3 separate regions of the Homo sapiens genome follow, and all the other regions are linked to region 3. The links are chromatin loops, found by intact Hi-C in ENCODE. Cell type or tissue: HepG2. All regions are shown on one strand. Region 1 has its middle 13 kb from the start of MRS2. Region 2 overlaps DCDC2 (doublecortin domain containing 2). Region 3 overlaps NRSN1 (neurensin 1).

Region 1 (2,500 bases), 240 kb after region 3:
TTAAATGCTTATAAAAAGAAAAAAATGGGCTGGACATGGTGGCTCATGCCTGTAATCCCGGCACTTTCTGAGGCTGAGGTGGGTGGATCACCTGAGGTCAGGAGCTTAAGGCCAGCCTGGCCAACATGGTGAAAACCCGTCTCTACTAAAAATACAAAAAATTAGCTGGGCATGGTGGTGGGCACCTGTAATCCCAGCTACTCCGCAGGCTGAGGCAGGAGAACTGCTTGAACCTGGGAGGCAGAGGTTGCAGTGAGCCGAGATTGCGCCACTGCACTCCAGCCTGGGTGACAAGAGAGAAACTCCGTTTCAAAAAAAAAAAGAAAAAGAAAAAAATGCTACCTTACATTCAACACCTTCTCAATATACCCATCAATCTCATATAAAGGTAGAGGCTGCACCAATTATCAACTGTCACCATATGCCACGCATTTTCTTCAAAGTAGAGAATGTTAGTTTTAATACTCTTATTCTGAGAAATTATTTTAAAATAGCTATGTGATGCAGCAATCTTTCACCTTGAGGTACTATCTTACAGTACTGATTTCAAAAATGGTAACTAAAAAAAAGAAATTCAGTGTCAGGCAGCATGAGCTTAGATTATAAGAAAGGAGATGTGTTCAGAGTACTGATGTAAAATCTAGTTATATTTCTGATTTCTAGATAGGAATTAACTCTCTCTGACAATCTTATATTAAAATACAAGCACGTATTAAAATAGGTAAGAATAGCCGGGCGCGGTGGCTCACGCCTGTAATCCTAGCACTTTGGGAGGCCGAGGCGGGCGGATCACAAGGTCAGGAGATCGAGACCATCCTGGCTAACACGGTGAAACCCCGTCTCTACTAAAAATACAAAAATTAGCCGGGCGTGGCGGCGCGTGCCTGTAGTCCCAGCTACTCAGGAGGCTGAGGCAGGAGAATGGCGTGAACCCGGGAGGCGGAGCTTGCCGTGAGCTGAGATCGCGCCACTGCACTCCAGCCTGGGTAACAGAGCGACACTCCGTCTCAAAAAAAAAAAAAAAAAAAAAAAAAAAAATAGTTAAGAATAAACAAGCAAGCTTAGGAATAGTGCTCCCTCCTGTGGCCAAACTTCTTGAAAATCATGGGAAAAGGCATCTCCTGGAATCCTCAGATAGGTCATGGACACAGACCTCAGAGAAGCCCACCTGCCATTGTAGGTGCTGTTTTTAAAAAGGAAAATGGGCCAGGGGACTCATGCCTGCAGTCCCAGCACTTTGGGAGGCCTAGGTGAGCGGATCACAAGGTCAGGAGTTCGAGACCAGCCTGGCCAACGTGGTGAAACCCCATCTCTACTAATAATACAAAAATTAGCCAGGCATGGTGGCGGGTACCTGTAATCCCAGCTGCTCAGGAAGCTGAGGCAGGAGAATCACTTGAGCCCGGGAGGTGGAGGTTGCAGTAAGCCGAGATCCCACCATTGCACTCAGGCCTGGGCGACAGAGCAAGACTCCATCTCAAAAAAAAAAAAAAAGCTCACAAAGTTGGGATTTCATTTTGTGGTAATGGACACAATAAAACAGAACACATTTGAAGTCATAAAAGCCTAAAGAAAAATAAATTTAACTTAGTGCTGGAGTCTACTAACCGTTTTACAAATTTTAATATCTACCATATGTGAAGAAGATGTCTATGAACATTTAAAGGGATATAACTTCTAAAACAAAAGAAATGGTTTTGGGGAGGCCAGGTGCAGTGGTTCACGCCTGTAATCCCGGCACTCTGGGGGGCTGAGGTGGGCAGAACATTTGAGGTTAGGGGTTGGAGACCAGCCTGACCAACATGGTGAAACCCCATCTCTACTAAAAATACAAAAAACTAGCCAGGTGTGGTGGCACACATCTGTAATCTCAGCTACTCAGGAGGCTGAGGCACGAGAATCGCTTGAACCCAGGAGGCAGAGGTTGCAGTGAGACGAGATTGCACCACTTCACTCTAGCCTGAGTGGCAGAGTGAGACTCCATCTAAAAATTAAAAAAAGAAAAAGAAAAAAAAAGAAATGGAATGGTCTTGGGGTTTGTAGATCCTACTCCTTATTATAAAACACAGTGGTTCTCAACCAGAACCACTCCGAAGATAATAGCAATGTCTAGACACATTTCTGGTTGTCACAACTCTGGGAAGGGGTGCTACTGGGACCTAGTGAGTAAAGGTCAGAAATATTGTTAAACAACCTGCAATGCACAGATCACCTCTCATCCCCAGAAAGAATTATCTCGACCAAAATGTCAATAGAACTGAGGTTGAGAAATCCTGATATAAGAATATTCTACAATCATTTTCATGTGCAATCTACAAGCCATAAACTTTATAAATAGTATTTATTAAATTCAAAGCCAAATACATTTTCACTAAAACTCCAGCAATAAAATCAGAAATTCAGGAAATATGATTCTCATGAACTCAGTCTCATGTCTGATTACATTCTTTTAGGCTATTTTGTCTTATGATATACTTACAATGTTTAGCCGTTGTCTTTC
Region 2 (2,500 bases), 180 kb after region 3:
GGCTAAAGAAGCTTAATCACCCAAAATGTAGGCAGTAAATGTAATCAAAGAGGTATGCACACAAAAAAATAGCACAACCGAAGGAGAATATTAACCCTCATTCCCTTTGCACAGAAGCTAGACTTCCTGGACAGACTTTATCATTTGTTTGTTTTCCTGAGTATGTAAGTATCAATATTAAGAAGAAAAACAAGCTGAATTAAATCTCTCTTTTCAACTTAGGTTTATTGAAAGAGTAGTTGAAAAATATACCATTGCTATCCTATTTCATTTCAACTCCTCATTTTCACCCTGCAATCCCAAAATTATAATGGTACGGTAAGAAAGAATGGTAATAACTTGGAACTTAAGATACAATGCAGACAGGCAACTTGGGCAACAACTTAACATTAGCCATCCAATATTCCAAACAGAATGGGGAATTGGAGTTAGAACCAAGCTACCCATTGCCATGATTCATCTAAGTTTTGCAACAAGAGGCCTAGCTTGCTTTGTGCCTTAGTTACATTCAATACAAATAATTCAAGGAATCCATGAGATGACACAAAATCCATCCCACATGAAACATTCTTTCCTGCGCTATCTTCTATCAGCATTTATTTTTATAATACCAAAATGAAGACATGAATGAATAAAAAAGGGGGCAGGCAGGGAGAGGCTTGTGTTCAAATGCCCACACTGTGTTCCTTTCCATTGAATTGTAATACTTGCATGGTATGAAATACTGGAGGAAAAACACATTTATTTAAGAAAGCAAGTCTCTTACACTTTCTTGAATACAAAGAAAAAATTAGCTACTTTACCCCTCAAATGAAAAAAGAATGATACTCCATCCAGTGTTAGTCCCAACTAAAGTCTTCAGTGAACCCATTATCAGGGACTACTGTAGAATTATTATTATTTTTTAAATTCCACTAAATGTGTGTCAGAATTACTGTACCCCAATTAGCAATAACCAAAATGTAGCAGTCAGTTTTGTTTGCAAGGGCTGTCTAGTCAATTCCTGGCTGATCCCTCCTGGTATTACTTTCATTATGAGCACTCAGAAGAATAACTGTTTGGATGGCTTGTTGTGGCAATTACGTTTCCAGGTTACCAACTACCAAACAACCCCGGGCTGAATGTAACTTCTACACGTACTGTTCCAAAGACTCTAAAACCTGCCCTATGTATCAAAAGATAAATTTCAATCTTCACACCGTGGGGAGTACAATAATAAACCAAAGTAAAGGGTCAGGTCACATTGTACAAACATATTGTTTGGGCAACTTTGCTCTAAAAAGTCATTTTGTCTAGCTTCAAAAGGAGAAGGAATTTGGCCTCTAAAACTATCAGAAAACCTTTTAAAATGGACCACCACAAAGAACACTTGAAAGAATTTCTCTCTTGTAAATTTGCTTTGCTAGTGTGCAAGGCAGGCTATCTTTGCCATTCAATACTCTTTCATCTCTTTCAAGATTAGTATGTTCACACAGGATCCCACAGCTCAAGGGGGACAGAGAGAACTTAGAAAGGAAAGAGTGGGCAGCCATAGCAACTGAGGGATGGAGAAACAGGATCCACAGGGAATGATGTTTGAAACTGAAATTATTCTATCTGAATAAGAGAAGTCTAGGTAGGCTGTGGTTTAATCATATTTTTCAATACTGCGATGAACCCTTACGCAGCAGAGTAGTGCCAAAAAGGCTTAAATTGCAGTTTTAGAAACTAGGCATTTTTATCGTTTATAGATGAATTATAACAACTGGGATATTTACTTTAAAACTACAATATTTGAGGAGAAAAAGAATATTGAAATAAAAAGAAGGCAAAAAAATGAAGGCTTCTTCCCTGTTCCTTCCAGGATGATAAAGATATATATTTGCTTTCTTTTGTTTCCAGCTCTTCCTGGCATCTTCCTTCTTTCACTCAAACAGCTAATGAAATATCGCCCCTTCTATAAAATCTTTCCTATCTAACTGGAAGACGGGAAGAGAATTCCCTCTGGTAACAATGTATAATTCCCATAGCTCTCTCTACTCAACCCTTTAAAGTGCATTGAGCCATTGCTTATACAGTGTTAATAAATAAAAGTTAATTCTTAGTTTGAAGTTTTTTAAGTTGTCTATATATACCTTTTTTTTTTTTTAATTCAGAGACAGAGTCTTGCTCTGTCACCCAGGCTAGAGTTCAGTAGCACAATCACAGCTCACTGCAACCTTGATCTCTTGGCCTTAAGCGATCTTCCTGCCTTTGCCTCCTGAGTAGCTAGGACAGGAATAGATGATATGGACTAGAATGGGTCGTATATTATATACAAAATGGTAATATTTTAAATCTAATCCTTTATTTGATATGCGATACTAAAGTACAAAAGTTATTGAATAATTATATTTAGAATTAACCTTTATTATATCTAAATAGATATTTGAATCTCGTCAGAAATATTTGGATATACTCAGCAATATCTAAATGCTTTTAAGTATTTTTTATAATTATATAAAGTAACTTCTTTTAGATT
Region 3 (2,500 bases):
AGGAAGTTTTAGTTCCTTCTACTACCTGTGTGATCTTGGGGAAATTATTTAACCTCTCAGTCCTAATTTTCCCCTTCTGTATAATGGGAGTTCTGGATCACAATATGTCTGGGCTCTCATTACCCAAACATCTGAGATTCCATTTTTGCCATGTGTCATCGAGTCGCTCCCCAACAGATGTTTGTGATGTTTTTGTGGCTGTCACCATGGTGGGATTCTTTCAGAATGAGACTCCTGGAAATTCACTGAGTCAGCAGCCTTCACACCATCTACCCTTAAATATCCAACCCCAGCAATTTATACAACGCTGTCATATTTTTAAAAAAACAAAAGTAAGCCATCCTCAAATAAGGAACCCCTTGGTAGATATTAACCTTAAAAAGGGTTTTCATTCTCAAACAAGATGCTTTGTTCTCCAACAAGATGTTCATCTCATCACTTGCACTTTTGTTTTAATGTATGGATTCAGATTAGACTGAGAAAAATGGATGGTATTTTCTTAAAATTGTGCCACCTTAGAGCCCCCCCCCTTTTTTTTTTCTTCCTTCACTGGATAAATAAAATATGTGAACAAGTGGAACCTGAATTGCATTGTCATTCCTTCAGTGTGGTTATTTTCTCTCCAACATGTAATTTTCCATTCTGAGACTGAATAAGCTCTGATGTTTCCCCGGCTAAATGGAAGAATAAATGAAGCAATTAGTACTCTTTGTGCACAGTGTTTATTTTGCATAGTCCAGCATAAAACACAGGGCAAATCAGTATCCTTAGCAAGGATCATTGGCCAGATTTTGGAGAAATCGTTCCAGTTTCCTCAGGTTCTCTATCTTCCTGTGGAAATACCATTTTAATTGTATTCTTTAAAGACTTATGCAAGCCCCCAAGCATCTGTTCAAGGCAACATCGTTTGAAGCTTTCCATGCTTGCTTCTGTCTTGCATACCAATGAATCTCTGAGGACGAGACCTGACTTGTAAAAGCTTCCAGAATGAAAAATGATGGCTGGTGGGAACTTCTAGGTACAGACATAACAGCAACTATTTAAAAAGCACTCTATTCCTCAGATGAAGGCCTAAAATAAGCCGAGGCGGATAAAGTAGGAGCTGGGTTTGCAAACAATTCAGCATGCCCTGTCTTTCCTGTTCAGCCCAGGCTTCGTGGAAGTGGGTACTTGTAAAGACCCTCCCAGCCCACGAGGCAAGGATTGGGAGTTATTGTGGTAGAGCAGAGAAAGGTGGCTGGATTGGATTAGGAAATACAGTTTGATCTTTGGAAAGAATGCAGGCCGTATATAATCAGAGGCTGGGAAGCAGTGGACTATGCATTTTTTAAAGATATTTTCTGGCCTGGGTTGGGCAGACATCTCAATTGTATGGCAAACAAGGATGACCTTAGAGCTTTGATCCCAGCCTCATTGCTTGCACTAAACCAGTCCTTCCCTTCAGTATTGAAACTTCTAAAACAAAGGGAAACCGCATACCTATAGTGCTGAGATAGCAGCTGGAGAAACTTAGAAATGGTTTCTGGCCCAGAGGTCAGGTACACACAGGCACTTGGATAGAAACCTTAGATAATATGGGCCCACCCAGGCACACGTTTCCCCACCCCTTTGTCAACACTCATTGGCATTTTCTTAGGCACTTCCAGTGATCCCACACCTACTGTCCCACAGGTGAGCTGCTATATCTGATAATGGCTCTGTATGGCTAGAAAACCCATCCCCATGTCTTTCCAAACTCTGCGTTGCTAAACCTTCCACACGTTGGATAAGATTCCATAATTCAAAGTTACCTTGAAGTCTAATCCTCTTACATATGACCAATGAGCTCTTGCTTTCAATCTTATCACCTCCCTGTTTGTTTTCTTCAGAGAGATATTTCTATAAGTTCTTAATGTTCCCAACTTAGTTCATGCCACCTATTAAAAGGTGTCCCCAGAGGTTTTAGAAATTATGTATGTTAGAGATTCCCTAACTCCATTAATAGTGTTACTATGTGAACAGGACCTCAAGCCAGAATACAATAACAAAGGGCTGTGTAAGCAGCTCCTTTGTGGGCTCTCAAGGCCTCCTGGGATCTGTCCAGCTCCTTTCTGGTTTTATTATGGTTTTATTCTAGTCATATGCAACCAGTCTCCCCTCTCTAAATGTGCCTGCACTTTCATGCCCCTGTGCCTTCACTCACAATGCTTATTTTCCCAAGAATAACCACCTGCCTATTCTCTGGTTATGAACTCATCATTCAAGACCACATCAAGAAATAGCAGCAATAACAATAATAACTAACATGTATTGCATGGGAGGGATCATTGAAGCCTTTTATATGTATCAATTCATTTAATTTTCAAAAACCCTATGAGGTCAGGACTAATACCATATCCCCATTTTACAGGAAATGAAATAGGCAAAGAGAGCATAACTCATCCAAGGATAATCAGTAACTGACATATGCAAGATTTAAATTCAAGCAGCCTGACTCCAGAGGCTCTATGTTCCACCAATA

Evidence for each region. Peaks named below come from ENCODE experiments on the same cell type or tissue, not always from the same donor. Only the 100,000 strongest peaks of a DNase experiment are listed, where the experiment ranks them.
Region 1: it touches region 3 in a loop (2.3-fold over the local background); 1 of 110 quality-filtered maps calls a loop at or near these places.
Region 2: a loop joins it to region 3, with 4 times the contacts of the local background. A loop is called at or near these places in 1 of 110 quality-filtered maps.

Annotation. Positions count from the first base shown.
Region 1 is chr6:24,388,357-24,390,856 of GRCh38, forward strand. No RefSeq gene overlaps it. Among named protein-coding and RNA genes, the nearest start is that of MRS2, 13 kb to the right of the region's middle. In HepG2, a CTCF peak has its summit at 1,089 (motif pointing left); a DNase peak (open chromatin) is centred at 1,095.
Region 2 is chr6:24,329,185-24,331,684 of GRCh38, forward strand. All of the region lies in intron 2 of DCDC2 (doublecortin domain containing 2), which reads right to left. Among named protein-coding and RNA genes, the nearest start is that of KAAG1, 26 kb to the right of the region's middle. In HepG2, no CTCF peak of the experiment used is centred here; a DNase peak (open chromatin) is centred at 1,267; H3K4me3 peaks cover 278 bases.
Region 3 is chr6:24,146,826-24,149,325 of GRCh38, forward strand. It overlaps NRSN1 (neurensin 1), which reads left to right. Exons shown (of 4, transcript NM_080723.5): 4 at 1-705. Among named protein-coding and RNA genes, the nearest start is that of NRSN1, 22 kb to the left of the region's middle. In HepG2, no CTCF peak of the experiment used is centred here; a DNase peak (open chromatin) is centred at 1,406.